Regions from separate parts of the Mus musculus genome. Here region 2 is linked to region 1. Evidence: chromatin loops called from intact Hi-C (ENCODE). Cell type or tissue: left cerebral cortex. All regions are shown on one strand. Region 1 overlaps Ints6 (integrator complex subunit 6). Region 2 overlaps Serpine3 (serpin peptidase inhibitor, clade E (nexin, plasminogen activator inhibitor type 1), member 3).

The links. Hi-C counts contacts between places; a loop is a spot of excess contacts. Peaks named below come from ENCODE experiments on the same cell type or tissue, not always from the same donor. Only the 100,000 strongest peaks of a DNase experiment are listed, where the experiment ranks them.
Region 2: it touches region 1 in a loop (2.3-fold over the local background); 2 of 42 quality-filtered maps call a loop at or near these places.

What each region holds. Positions count from the first base shown.
Region 1 is chr14:62,741,926-62,749,925 of GRCm38, forward strand. Ints6 (integrator complex subunit 6) reads right to left here. Exons shown (of 19, transcript NM_008715.2): 4 at 1,984-2,073. Among named protein-coding and RNA genes, the nearest start is that of 4931440J10Rik, 15 kb to the right of the region's middle. In left cerebral cortex, no CTCF peak of the experiment used is centred here; a DNase peak (open chromatin) is centred at 3,997.
Region 2 is chr14:62,681,682-62,689,681 of GRCm38, forward strand. Serpine3 (serpin peptidase inhibitor, clade E (nexin, plasminogen activator inhibitor type 1), member 3) reads left to right here. Exons shown (of 9, transcript NM_001199945.1): 6 at 1,700-1,800; 7 at 7,346-7,432; 8 at 7,896-7,979. All of the region lies in intron 18 of Ints6 (integrator complex subunit 6), which reads right to left. Among named protein-coding and RNA genes, the nearest start is that of Serpine3, 22 kb to the left of the region's middle. In left cerebral cortex, no CTCF peak of the experiment used is centred here; a DNase peak (open chromatin) is centred at 4,922.

The DNA.
Region 1 (8,000 bases):
GATTTTATAAATAAACCAGATCCAGGTATACTGGGATGAACTACATCCCTGAAGGCATTTTTACAAAAGGCATGAGAAAGAGTGCCTTGAATGAATAACCTTACAATAGGCATATTTTATAAGAAAAAAACAGAAATATTTTAATCAAAATCATTAAGGTAAAACACAACCATCAAAAGAAGTGGAATTTCTATAAAATTAACATGAATACAAATAATAAAATTAGTATGGTTAAGAAAGAAAAGTCAATTTGATAGTTTCTAGGTTCAAGCTAAGTAACATTGCTATTGCTTGTGATTATAGATACAGTGTCTTGTCTACTACTATGAGTGGCAGAACTATAAGGAGCTATACACATCAACCAAGTCTAAGAAGGAAGTCCAGTAACCCATTACATCTCACTTTCAAAAAGGCTGTATCAAGTAGGCTACTTTTTTTCAGTGCTACCTCAATATTTATTCCTAAAATCTTTTAAATATTAACTGCTGAAACAAAGCAATTCTAGCATTTGCCCCCTAAGTAAAATTAGGTAATCTAAGTTCTGCACTGGTTCTATTATCTCATGATGGAATGACACAATACACTTTGTCTTTATAGCCCACCGTACATTTTCACATCCATTATTTACACATTTCAACAACCCTATGAAGGAAATCAAGAATTATTGTCAGTATTTCATTGATAAGGTAGAGCTTAGGAAAATTAGGTCAACTGGTAGAAAGTTCACGGTGGAAGTACTTGAATTAAGAATAAAACCCACATGCTCTGACTCCATATAATTTATATTCAACAGTGTCACAGGAATGGAAATGAATTCCAAATCTTTGATTAAATTTTAATTCTAAATTTTTAAAATCTGTACCTTTGCCATTTCAAACTCTAATCATAGAAACTAAGAACAAATGCAAACAGTAATGAGTCTGTAAAAGATCACCTGTGCATTTGCATGTTAAGAAAAAACTAAAACACTTAACAACAGTTCAAATACAGTAAAAACACTATAAAGCTTGCTTTCTTTAACCTAATGGATTTATCACACTACAGCATACATAATTCACTTACAGAGTAATTAACATTAGCTCTGAATTATCGATACTACATCTGACTTAAGAGAAAACATAACTGTTGAAAAGTCTTCACTCTTTCTAGTTTTAATCTACTCTTGGTGGTGTGTTCCCGCCTGGACTCTACTAAAAACCTCAACTGACATATGATTCAGGCAGAAATGTCTATGAAAGGCCTATGTATTAAGTCTTGGCCTCAAGCTCTGGGAGATGCTGGCAACATTGGGAAAAGGGGTCTGGTCGGAGAAAGCTAGGTCACTTGGAGCAGAATCTTGAAAGTGTTATCTGACTGTAGTCCCTTTGCTTACTGGCCACATGAAGTTAGCAGCTTATTCTTTCCCACTGTCCCACCGTCCTTGTCTCACCAAAGTGCTCAAACTCTCAAGGCTACTGATTATACATTGAAACCTCTTTGAAGAGTTAAAATAAACATTTCCTTGTTATAAGCTTATTTACTTCAGTTGTTCTGTCTGTAGTTAAAAGCTATCACCATAATCAGCTAAAATAAGAAAATTATTAGAATTGTTTGGTTTTCTTTTTAACCTGAAAATAAGAAAGCTATCACCATAATCAGCTAAAATAAGAAAATTATTAGAATTGTTTGGTTTTCTTTTTAACCTGAAAATAAGAATTTTACTATTGTGTAGGCACTGACACTGTCCTCACTATCAACTGATGTTTTTAATGGAAGCAGGAGGTACACTTACAAACTCTGCACAGAAAGGATTCCTATTCAAGAAAATATTATAATGACAACTGCTATGAACAAAGGTAGAGGACCCTGGAGATGAATTATTATAAACTACACCAATTACTAAAGAGTAAATGTACTACAAAGCATCCAATACCCTATTACACACATACACAAATAGGTCTCAATTTCATCTATGATCCATGTGACACACCTCACATGACTTACCTCATCCTGGACACCACTAGTAGTAGTCAACTTGCTCCCATCAGTGATTGTAATTATTATTGCTGGCTCCAAGAAAAAGGGGTTTCTTCCCTAAAGTCAAAACAAAACAAAACAAAAGGATATCAAGGCTTAAGTTCTGGTTTAACCTTTAGTTACAAAACCAATTCTTAGAAAAGAATGCCCACAATCCCTCTGGAATGTTTATCATCTCCCTTTTCATTTTTAAAACATTTTTATTGCATTTAATTTGTGTATGTGTATACTCAAATGTCAGAGAATGTGTGGAGGTTGGAAGACAGCTTGCAGGAAGTCTGTTCTTTCCTACTATGTGGGTCCTGAGACTCAAACGCAGTTTGTCAGGCTCAGTAATCAAATACCTTTTTATTATCCACTATGCTATCTCACTAACCCAATCTCTCCTGTTAGTAAAATTTACATATATCATATATTGTACATTTTAAAACACATTTTAGAATATATACTGCCACACAGTGGTGGCGCACGCCTTTAATCCCAGCACTTGGGAAGCAGAGGCTGGCAGATTTCTGAGTTCGAGGCCAGCTTGGTCTACAGAGAGGACAGCCAGGACAGCCAGGGCTACACAGAGAAACCCAGTCTCAAAAAGCCAAGAAAAAAAAAAAAAAAAGAATACATACTAATAGTACTGAGCTCTAGAGATATAAAGACAGATTTCTCACTTTTTTATATACTCTTGTGTTTTTACATTATTATTTGTGTATGTTAGAAAGCATATTTTCTTTAAAAAATTATATTACACATAATAATGTTTGGTCTGCATGCATGTATATGCATCATGTGTTTGGTTGGTGCCACAAAGGCCAAAGGAAGGCAGAAGACAGTTCAGATGCCCTGAAACTGGACTTACAGACAACTGCGAGACACCCGAAGTGAGTGCTGGGAACTGAACCCTAATCTGACAGACCAGCAAATGTTCTTAACCATTGATCCATTTCTACAGTCCCAATATTTAATTTCTTAAACAGTATCCTCATAGCTGAAGTCTAGTAATTTGAATTTTTGAAGGCTATCACAAACCAGTACTAATCACCTCTTAGTCTTTTGGCTAAAATCAAGTATAGTACAAACTGGAATAATAAAGATAGACTCTAGGAATATGGTGGTCCACACCTGTGATCACAGCATGTGGAAAATTAGCCATGCATTTGAAGCTAGCTCTCTCTAAATACAAAACAGTCTAAAAGCTTGGTGCAATGGTACACAACTCAAGTTCTAGCACTAAGGAACTGAGTCAGGAAGACAAGGGATTTCCAGGCCTGCATAGAGGCAGTCATTGTCTTGCTCCCTTGTCCCCTGCCTTAGGGGGGGAGGGGGCTAGGAGAAAAATAACAGTATTTTAAAAAGACAGTGCCCATAATCATAATGTCTCAGCAAGTGGCTAGTACATGGAAAGGACTTCAAAAACTAATTTCACAAAATTATTAGGGTATCCTCAGCTTAGCAAAACTAGCACAAGTCTAAGACAAGGAGTTAAAAGTAAGGATAACTACACCTCAAGTAAATGCTTGGAAAAGGATGTATAAAAACAATGATAGCCAAGAAACAAAATGGCATGCTGCTATCAAAGGCTCTCTATAAGATGAATATACTTCAGTGTCTTCCATTCAGACCCTAATCTAGCACAATGCTACAATGATCATTTCAAGGTATTATTAAGTTTTGGGAAAAGCACACACAACCTTGCCTTTTACATACAAATGGTACCCAGTTGAGAACTAAGCACATCCGATATTAGCCCTTTAATTTATTATTATCTTGTTTTTTATTGTTGTTGTTGTTGCTGTCATTGTTAATTTGGGGGTAAAGGAAACACATGCCACAGCATACATGTGTTAAGTCAGAGAACAACTTTAGTAGCTCATTCTCTCCTTCCACCACCTGCCACATTACCAGACTTGGAGGCAGCCCTCCATGAAGGCTTCTGAATCAGCCTCCACGTTAACTCTTAAAAAAGAGACAGACTGGGGAGATGGCTCAGGCAGTAGAGTGGCTGTCACACAAACATGAGGACCTAAGTTTAGATCTAGTACCCAAGTAAAAAACCCAGGCACAATGGAGCACAACTGTAAACCCAGCCAAGACAGAAGGGACTGAAGACAAACAGATCTCTAAAACTCACTGGCCAAACCGCTAAAGCTCTCCAAGCATTTACTTGAGGTAGTCATTGATTTCACTAGCCAAAATCAATGTGCTCCAGCTTCAATGAAACCATGTCTCAAAAACATTGGGAACACCTAATAATCAACGCCCTCCACACACACACACACACACACAAACACGCGCACATAATAAAGAATAAACAGGAAGACCAAATATAGAAATTTCAAGTAGGTATAACTTGTCTGAAACTGAAGATGCTTATACATTACATATACTTACAGTCTCCACAACAAGAGACTGAATTCAAGACTAGCCTAGCAATATAGTAAGATCCCTATCTCAAAAAAGGAGAGAAATTCAAAGACATTTAAACTCTCTACTGTAGGTAGCAAAAATTGAATGAAGTTTACTGGATCTGACATATACCAGCATATGATGAAGTTTAGTGATATAAAAATCAGTTGGAGATCTTAGTAAAATATAGTTGTTCATTCAGTGTTTTCAACAAGTTTGGGAGATGCTAATGTCCACAGACCACCTCCAGTAGTAAGGAAAAGGGTTATATGCATAAATCATCTGCAGGGGTTTTTTGTTTTCCCTTCTCATTTACTAATCTTGATTCCTGGCATATTATAGCACATACTATTGACTGAATAAAATTTACAGTTACAGTAATTATATGATTAGAATCTAATCATTATAAAGGAGGGAGATCTGCTAAGCATTTTGATCAAGTCAGGCAAACTTGTAAGTAGACGTTTCTCAAATTGACGCCTAAAAGAAGTTCTAAAAAGTGAAATCTTCTGTTGGTTAGAACACCACCTTTGCACAGTTCTCGTATGCACATAAAAAAAGCTAGTAAGTAGTGTTTACATCTGTAAGTCCAACACTGAGGAGGCAAAAACAAGATGATTCCTTGGGCTTGCTGGGCAAATAATCAAGCGGAATAGGTGAGCTCTGAGAGTACTGAGCGACTCTGTTCCAAAGAAATAAGCTGGAGAAGCAACCAAGGAATGTCACTGACCTCTGGCCTCCTCATCCACACCCACTTTCATACACATGCAGACAGACATGCAGAAAGACAGACAGACAGAGAAACACAAATAGAGACTGACTCTAAATATACAACAGCATTAAAATGTCTCAAGATCCCTACAGAATGGAAACAATCACCGGCATCCCTCTTCATGTTCAGCTTCTTGTACCAGTTACATGAGATAGTCAGATCCTTAACCCTAAAAAGTTCAAATCTTCCCACAAAGCCACATGTTGGAAATGTCCATTTCCACCTAAGTTTTGTCTCTAGTAAAATACTTGTTATATTCCTTGTTTAAGACCTATCCAACTCCTACTCATTCCAAAGAGCCGTTTAAATCTCTGTTCTTACATGAAGTTTTCCTACTAAGGCCTTCAGTAGCCAAACCTTTCATTTCTACAAACTCTAATACTAAAAATTTTCAAGCTTTATATAAGCATTCCTTCAAATAAACATGGGGTTTTCAGTGGTTTTGTAGAGCATATTTAAAGTCAGTCAGTTACATATCTGTGGGACCCCTGAGATAGTAGCTTTGAGCCCACAGAATGGATCAGGGGTAGCCTGAACAACCTAACAAGAAGCTGTCTCTGAATGGGAGAGGATGCACTTAATCCTGTGGAAACGTGATGCCTCAGGGAAGAGGGAAGCTGGGGGGGGGGGGGGGGGTGTGGCCAGGTGGAGGAGCACCCTGGGGTAGTGAGGTAAAGAACTCTTCTGAGGAGTGACAGGAAGGGAGGCAACTTTTGGAATGTAAATAAATAAAAGAAGTAAAAAGTAATAATAATAAAAAAATTCTTGACTTTGTGAAAAGCTAATTTAAGGAACAAGTGGGAAATCTAATTTAATAATTTAAAAAGAATTCGGTCTTGCATTTAAACTAAATTCTAAAGTTTGAAAAAGATTAACAGATTGGTTTTGGTAATTCCTAAAAACTAGTAGCAGGCAAACAGATTTTATACTGGTGCAGAAAGAGAAATGAAGATATGAGGATAATTCTACTGAAGAAATACGAGTCGTATGTATAAAAAAACCTAATATATCAATTGTATTACAGAGACTAGGTAAAATTAATGTGGGAAAATCAATGCAGCAATATGTTTGATGACAAAAAAGTATAATAAATGCAAAGATATAAACATATTTTCAAAGTCAGGTAAATGAAGACAGGACAACACTCAATTTGCCTCATCCAGATCTAGCCTATCCTCAAGTTTAATGATCTCCTTGGGTTCTCACTACCACAGTCATGCACTACCTTGGTAAAAGCCTGGCTAGTTGTTGTTTTCCTTTCTTTTTTCTTTTTTTTTCCCTTTTTCTTCTTTAAGTTCACTCTGTGTTTACGAGTGTTCACCTGCACATACTTCTGTACACCACATGTATGCCTGGTACCATAGGGTGTCAGATCCCCTGTGACTAAAGTTATATACAGATGGCTGTGAGCTGCCATGCAGGTGCAGGGAACTGACTAGGTCCTCCGAAAGAACAGTGCTCTCATCAGACTCTATCTCTCTCTTCTCCAGCTTCATAAATCATTTCTTGAACTCAGCAATCAAATTCAATTTTAAATACTCTAACAAGCAGACCTTAATTGTATGTCAAAATAGGAAGATTCTGGTTTCTTCTCTTTAAACATCCATGCCACAATCAGGCCCTCAAAAGAATAAATTTACACACATTACTGTCTTTAAAAACAAAAACACAGGAGTCCTGGAGAAACAACTCAAAGTTAGGAGTACTGGCTGCTGCTCTTCCAGAGGTTCTTGGTTTAATTCCCAGTACCCATATGGAGGCTAACAGACATATAACTCTTTCAAGGAACTCAACACTCTCTTCTGGCCAACAATGGCACCAGGCACACATGTGATGCAAGCACACACATACTCCCCCAAACACCTTTTCACGTAAAATAATTTTTACTTTTTTAAATTAAAAAATTTTAAAAACATAGAATTCTACAACAGCTCTCTATATATAGTGAAAAAATAGTCAATATTACAGATCACAAAAATTAGCAAAAAAGCTTTACATTTTTGAAAGGAAAAAATTCACAACATGGGTATTAGTTCTCATATGCTAGGGCTTAAGAGTCCATCTTAACTGGGTAAGACAAGGTTAGTTTCAAAGCTTTTTAAACCCTTTTTTTTTTTTTTTAAATTGAGTGTTTAGTCTTGAAGTTCCAAAATACCCTTAGGAATATTTTACGTTCTCTAAAATCTAACAAGGTTCAACAGCTTTAGACTAAGAAAATTTTTTTAACAAACCAACATCAGTTTTGTCATTCATCAGTCATAAACTGTACTAGCTAACAAGTAATAAATCTTTGCTTACATATATTTAAAACTAGTAATCAAGTTTTATAGAAAATATAGCCCTTCTAAGATCCTTGTTAAGCACATACTATATTTGAGCAAATCAAACAGATAGGAAAGATTCCATAGTTTTTAAAGGTACACATTTGTGAAACGTGTATAAGGATTAGAAAAAAAATTGCTTTGTTATGAAGTCATTAAGCTGACCAAATTAAGAGGTCTTTTCCACATAACAGTATCTCAATATATAAGTAATCAAATTTCAAACAGTATATACCAAAAATATCCTTCATATGAAAAAAAAGCATAGATTTATCCTATTAATAGCTTTTTCTACACAAAGCTACAAAAAGGGAGTATCTTGCTCTTGAACTCCTTGACCAAAGTTGTCTTCTTTCTAATATACCCCACACTAACCATCACCAATGTGATTCCTAAAATATACAGTCCTAGAAAAAGACTGATGTGAGATTCCTCAAAGACTAAAGATGTTTCTATTTTGAAATTCACAAGTGTGTTTGCATGTCTGTTGG
Region 2 (8,000 bases), 60 kb before region 1:
CCTACTATGTAGCATATGGACTATGGCTTTCTTTTCTTGTGATGCCCTTGATAGTTTCTGTAAAGGGCAGGCAGCTTTCTGGTTGTTGTTTCCTTGAGTTAATGTGCCGCCTCATTCCTTCTAGTTCTGCTTCCATAGCTGTGCAGGGACATGTAATCACACCTCACCTGTCGCTTTTACTGCACTTAAACAGGATATTATTTAGCTTATCACCCACCACATGGTCAGCTTCAAACAGATTTTAACTTTCTCAATATTACTGAGAAACCACAGTCAAAACGCAATGCTAAGTGCACAGGCTACACCAAGCATTGTGCTGAACACTACAAGAATTTTCATTTAATTATCACAATATTATTTAAATTCTACTGCCATCGTGTTTATTTCTCAAAGACAGACAATAAGAATATAGGGTAAAGTAGCTTGCCACTGAATCTGTAAAGTAAGACGTCCCTGGTGAGAGGAATCAGACTAAAAAGCCAGGTCCATAGCATTAATCATTACATTTAGCATTTATGTTTTTTGAAAAGGATGTTTTCTGTACTTAAGACAATTTCTAAGTGAGCCAAATATTTTGAAAAATGTCAACATACCTCTTTTTCTAAAGTTATGCATGGTTTATACAAAAGACAAATTATATTTCTTTCTTTCTTTTTTAATTTTCAAAGACAAATAGCAGCAGCATCCTCTTTGAAGGTTTGCTTCTTGGATGGCTAATGTAAAGTGCTTTGTCCTGGGGTCATGTTGGTGTGCTGATTCTTTCTGATCTCAGTTGTTTACTGGGCAAACAAAGGCTGAGTTCTTTTTCTGCTGCATATCAAGGGCACATACTGCACACAGTAAACATGAAAATGTGTTACATAGTAGAGAAAGCTACACAAGGGGCTATACAAGGAACTATAGATATTTATTCACATCCACTGTGTGTGAGATTCTACCCAAATGTGAGGAGCCAAGTGAGAGTGATACTGGCTGGCATGGCTCCACATTCCCAGAGCCCAGATTTGGAATGAGGTACACCACATACTCATTAGGTCATCTTGGGCAGGTTTCTTACTTTATGCTCTGAATTTTTCACCTAAGAGATAATAATAGCCATTATATGAAAATGAAGCAATTTCTACAAAGCTCTCATAATGTCTAACACCATGTCAGCAATATTCATTTATTTTAATTAATTTATATTTATTTTATTAATATTAATAAAAATGAGCTGAGGTAGCTTCTAGGTTATTTATGGTGTCATAAAGAGTATCAATAGGAAGCAGACTTTTCTGTGCACCTTGAGTTCAACTATACACATTGGGCTTTCAGAACCAGGAGTCACGGGGCTGGAGGTGAAGCTCCAGTAAGAGAATATTTCTCTAGCATGTAGGAGGTCCTGGATCTTATCTCTAGTACCATTTTGAAAAAGTGAGAAAACAGCTGAGTAGGAAGGTAACAGCTGAGGAATGGCGTTATCTAAAGGCAATCAGGGAAACAGAGCCGTCCCAAATGAGTAGTATGGACAAAGCTGGGGGAAAGCCCAGAGGGGTCAGGTTCGTCCCAGGTATGATTCAAGGGAAGGAACAATGAAAAGGACAGTGGGGAGGGGGCCCAGTGTGCATTGATCTCCGGTTAGAACCTTATACTTCGTGTGGTATGTATGAGAAGAGTGTGAATTCTAAATGGCAACTGATCATCTGCCACTGTTTTGCAGGTTTAAGATCCAAAATCAATTTGACGTAAAAAGCATTTTAAGATCGTGGGGTATCACTGATCTTTTTGACCCACTCAAAGCTAACTTGAAAGGAATTTCAGGTAATAATTATTCAATTCTTCCTATCTTTGCAGAGTATTATGTTTGGGGGTTTTGCCATACTCTAAGGGATCCTTATTATTTCAGAGTTTTGGACAGAAAACACTGCCTAAAATAAAGGGGTTAACCTTGTGTAAGAATGTGGAGCTTCTAGTAACAGTCACATTTTGATTAGAATTGTTGGGTGAGGGGTGCTCCTTGAGGAGCATGGTTTTTGGAAACCACTTCACAGTGCGTCAAGTGGCCATAGGATGCAATACAGAGCCTCCCTTTGCCGTGACCAGACTCTCATGGAGACTGTAGGCAGCACCAGCACCTTCATTATGCCCCCTGCTATCACGCCAGCGTCAGGGCCATCCCGTTTCTACCCTTTCCTTTCCTGGTTGCCTTTAACGCTTACTGCCTTTTGTAATGGACTAATAAACACACACCTTTCCCTAGCCCAGTCCTCAGATTACCCATGCTTTCATGACCTTGCACTAAGATGTTCTCTTTCCTGGCATCCATGCTCCATATTTTCCATAGTTAACATGCTACTGCTGATCAACAGGAACCATGTTTGCCTGTGATCTGAGCTTCCATCGCACACCGGAAGGAAAACGAATGCTAACATCTACTTTGGGAACCTTAGAGGGAACCACTGGCTCAACTTCTGCCAAGCTAGGAAGCCTTGGATTGTTTCTACTTTGCAGACTATCTCACTGGTCTTGAGACTGCCTTTACTTGATGAATTTGAAAGTTACCATTTTAAACATCAGACCACTGGAACATATGGTACTAAAACTTTAGTCAGAATCCACCCTCTTAATCACAGAAAATAACAGGAGTTTGATCTTCAAGTCCTGGCTTGTGCTTTAGATGTGAGCAGACAGAACCACCACAAGCTACTTATTAAGTAAGAGTAACAGGGAGTATCTAATCAGGGTACTAACAACTTGCCATCTCGGGGCTGTGGGCCTTCATAGTAGAGTGCTTGCCAAGTGTGCAGAAAGTTCTGGGTTCCATCGCCAACATCACCCCCCCAAAAACAAACAAACAAACATCTACCACTTCTTATTGTCTAAATGTACAGGGATAGGTAAGACAATAGTCAAGTTTTGGCAGTGTTCACAATGCTTGGTATACAATTAGACACAAGGCAATACTGGTGGCCTCGTTGGAATTTTTCCTTATTGACAGGCATGCTTTGACACTGCAGGAAAGGAACAGTAGAACAAACAGCATAATGATCAGAAGCAGGGGAAGTTACCACATTCTACTTTCAGTAACGGGCAATTATGTCTTCTCAAGGCTTCAGAGTTCAGCTTTGGTATCCCTGTGGCTAATGGAAATTCTATTGCTCTTTTAGTCATTCAAATTAAAAATATGAGGGTGCTGGATTGAGTAGCCAGTTACAGAAGGGGGTGGGGGAAGTAACTTTGAAGCTATTTTTGGCCCTTTCTTCCATGCCATTGTATTTAATGTTTTACTCTTCTTCATTTTTAATTCCCTACCTTACTCCCCAAACCCCAGAATCTGAAAAAAAAAAAAAAAAAAAACATACTCAAATGCCAATCTCGTGTCCTTAAACAGTAGTGGTCTTCATCTGTATCTTGCAGAACGACTATAAGCAAAGATACCTTGTGATCCACTGTTTTTGAGACAGAATCTCTCACTGGCGTTGGGTTACACTGTCTGGGGTATTAAGCTATGAAACTTCCCTGCCTTTTTCCCTTACCCCACCCCTCAAGTGCGCAAACAAGCATGCACCCTTGTCCTTGGTTTTTTACATGGGTTAAAGGAATCAAACATGGGTGCTCATGCTTGTACAGCATGAACTTTACCGATTGAGCCATCACACCAGCCTATCACCAAGTCTTATGAATACCTACATGGTCTACATATAATGCAATTATTTTACTTATGTTTGTTCAAACCAAAATAATCATAAGCTCACAGATCTGACTTCCTTAATAATCCAGCCATGTGCTAAATGTGGAGCTTGCATTCATGCTTATTGATGCAACCCAATGATCTTCTCCCACTGTCAACAAATTAAGACCTGTCACCTGATTTTATTAAAAAAGCAGCTACTTACATTTATTAAAATTAATCTAAGGCTGTTTTCTTGCTACAGTAGTGAAGTTGTGTCACTGAGATGGACATCAGGGGATTGGTGATTGCTAAAATTAATATTTTTATTGATGGCTTGCCAACAAATTCTTTCCAGTAGCAAGACCACTCATGCCTGTACCCAAGTACATTTCTGCCTACTCTACAGACAGGATCACTGAACAGTGTCATCATTCCTAAAGTGGAGAACCACCACTCAATGACACAGTATATTGGTTTAAAAACATATTTATTGTGTGTGCATGCTGGAGTGGGGTGCACATGCTCTCAGCACACATGTGGAGGTGAGGGGAACTCTTGGGAAGTCAGGTTCTCCTTCCACTTGTAGGTGGATTCCATGGATTGAATTAAGGTCATCAGATTTATGAGGCAAGCTACATTACCTGCTGAGCCATCTCACCACCCCCATCTGCAGAGTAGTTTTGTGTTTGCTTGTTTTTTAATTAGAGAAATGATCATAAACAGAGCCACCCTCTCCTCAATGAACAAGGGGTTACCAAGTTTTACAATACAGAGGAAACCTAAGAAAACCTTCCAATTCAGTTCAAAGCCAGAATCACAATTCACCTTCCCAGGCTACAAAGCATGTCTGCTCCTTCTTGGCATAATTTTATTTAAGAAGTATTTCAAAGCTCAACTGAGCCCCCATGTAGCTCACCCTTCCTCCCAATCCTCTTTTATTCCTACAGAACACATAGCTAATGAATTGTTCCAATCTCCCTCTCACTGAGAAGAGCAGGTAGGCACCTGTTCTGGGTAATCCCTTTCCTGAAAGACCACCACCAAGTTTTGACATAAACTTGTGCCTCCAGGTCAGGTGTTGTATATAAACTCAACACTTTTTAGAAACTATTTAAGTCTTTGCTTTCATAAGTAGCAGTCAACTTCAATTTCTGTCCATAGTGCAAGCTATATCCTACGGGACTTGAATAAGCCAACTGTCTAAAGTGCATGAATTAACTTGAGCCACAATAAGTCAACACTGCACAGAAAGATGTAAGTAGTAGAGAAAGGTGGAGAAAGCAACCAACTACAGTTAGTTTGTGAGCCATCTAAGATTCCTCCAGTTTCCTTACACTAGGCTAGCTGCAATGCGTATATACACCCACTCTTCATTTCTTAGCTAACTGAAACGATGGAAGAAGATAAGCAACTAGCTCTTTCCAAAGAAAATCATTGTCAGGGACAAAAGGAGGCAACTGATGTCCACTCTGTCCTGATGAGGAAGAAGCTGAGGTCCAAATGCAGACAATTTATAAATGTGTGGCCAACAGTACATAAAAGCTACCTACCAACCAGTGGTGGGAATTAAATCCTTGCTTAAAGAACCTTGTGTGCTTCATCCTTTGGATGTACACATTAACTATTTCTTTGACACATGTAAAAGCTGAAAGCTGGGCATGGTAAAGTGAGCATGCCATAATTCCTACTTGCTACAGCTAATAGTCTAGGTAGGGGGTGGGAGGGGTAATCCCAAATATGCTGACACAAACATGTAATGTAGGCACAGATGTTTATAGTTGACTATGATGTGCCTTCCAGAAAGTTTAGTTAGTAAACTGAGGTTAAAGAGAGGTGGAAGTGGCTTCAGGGATGAGAGCCATGTACTGCAGTCCTGCACAGCAAATATTAGCAAATCAGCAGCTCCAACAAAGTTTCCTAGACACAGGATCTATTAACCTGCATCTCTCACATCTAACTAATTAAGGAGCCTGCCTACAGAACAGCATTTATAAAGGATTCTAAGGGCAAATTTTGGGGCGACAGGTTGTATAACCTTTTACAATGCTAACAATTCAGAAAAACAACAGCCAGGAAAAACCTCACCTTTTCCAGTTATTTCATTAATGGTATAACATTTCAATAGCCACATAACAAAAGGAGGCCAACTACCGTCAGAATAGAAGATAAAGGAAGAACACAGCCTAGTCTACAAAAATGTCAAGTCTTAACCAAAGATAAAACCTTCAGAGATGTGACAGTTGGTGGCATACAGGCAATGAGTAGTCTAAGGGTTATGCACAGACAACAGACATTGGGCCATTCTTAGAATGGGGTAGGAAGGATATTTAAGCTTTTCACATGCCTTACAAAGACACTGAAACAGCCCTACCTAGCCTACTGAAGATGAATTTGTAGCAATCCCACTTCTTACAATGATCCAGATACAGGATTTGCTGTATGTTAGCTGACCAGGGGTTTCACAGTGAAGCTGCACTCATTTAATCATATGGAAATGTTCAGACAATGTGAAAGTCATAAAGTCAAAGACAGTAAACCCTCGACTGGCAAACATCTCTTTATAAACTCCTTTTTGACTTTGGCACTCTGCTCAATGAGCTAGAAGGGGCTAAGCATTAACAGATAATCTTGCTTTTCTCAAAGACAAGCAACGAAAGACCACTGTTAATCTGATTCTCCGCTAGCACCAAGTGAATGCTGACTGACTTCTTCCTGGCTCTTGCCCATTCTCTACTGCCAGTGAAAAGTGGGACAACCATCTCCTGATATCCCATTGTTTTAGTATCCTGGGTTGGATTTTAGTCTTACATGACTGTCAGGGGCCATATCCCTAAAGTACATCAAAATGGTTCCTAATATGCAGGTCTCTCTGATGGTGTGCTCCAGCTGACTAGACAGCAGCTTCTTAAAAGGAGGGCTGGGTAGAAACAGGCTCTGGGTCAAACCTGGATATTCTCAGTTCAGATGGGGTGTGTGTCATACCAGATGACTTTGCAATCCCTCTGAAACAGAAGGGCCGAGCAGTTTCAAATCTTAGTTCTACATGCTGAAGTTCACTCTTTACTGCAACACATGTCATTTCATCTGTAGAGAACTGTTCAATGACAGAAATCTGTCAAGCTTTCTAAGTTCTCTCATTCCTATTTACTAAGCTTGTCTTTGAAACTGTCAGCACACACATCTAGCTACAACCTCACATTTCTCTGCAGGTTCCAGCCCTTAAGGTGAGCTAACTAGCCAACCAGCTCCACAGAATCTAGTCATGGAACAGCAGGCACTTTAACACCAGATTATCCTCCTAATACTAACCTCTGACTTACCAGTGTCTTCCTAAAAACTGCAGCCCAACAAGAATTATCTCAAAAGCTCATTGAAATTATATTTAGGTTATACTTTGTAACATACACCCTTGGGAACCTTAATGCCTTACCTAAGTTTTAGAAATATAGGATAAAGATTTTAATATTAATATTTAAAACTATGAGATTCAGTCTCTACTAATTTGGGGGAGGTCTTACTAGTGAAAAAAGCCTTTGAGTTGTAGAAAAATAAAACTTGGCAATTTTCTGTACAATCACTCCCTATATACTTGTGGCACTGAATGCTCAAGTTTTACTCAAGAGTCTTCAAACATACACTATGTGCACAAAAATGTAAACAAATCACTTTCCATTTTTGTCATTTGTGAATTAGGCCAAGATGGCTTTTACGTTTCTCAACTAACCCACAAGGCCAAGATGGAGCTTTCAGAGGAGGGTACCAGGTCCTCTGCAGCCACAGGTACATTCAGCGCTTAGCCCCGTGGAGCTGCTCACCAAGATCGACCCTTGTTATGTCTGCCCAGTGACTCTTCAGTTATAAACCATACCACTTAAGCCCAAACCTGAGTGTGATGTAGCATTTTAAAAGAAATGAAAGAAAACAAAATCTTATGAAAATCAATGATACTAATTTTTAACAAGTATCATTGCCCCATCAACAAGGAGTGGAATCATACAGTATCCCACCTTCAAAGGGGGAGCTATGTCATGGAATACTATTTAAAAAAAAAAAAAGACACAGGAATGATTAAGTAGTAGCTTTCCTCTTTAATTTCCCAATTTGCACTCCTGTAACACTACACGGTAGAATGTCATTAAGATGCTGATGATTCCTTAAAGACAAATCAAGTTCTGCCCCTATGTTCTGCATTTATGTTATCTGCATGCTTTTCAATGCTGACAGGGCCTGTTCTTTCTCACAGCGGTGCTGCTGCTGAGGAGGTCTCGGACCTCTGCTTTTAAAGCAGATCGGCCCTTCATCTTTCTTCTGAGAGAACACAGCACAGGTACTGACTTTTTAAAAAAAA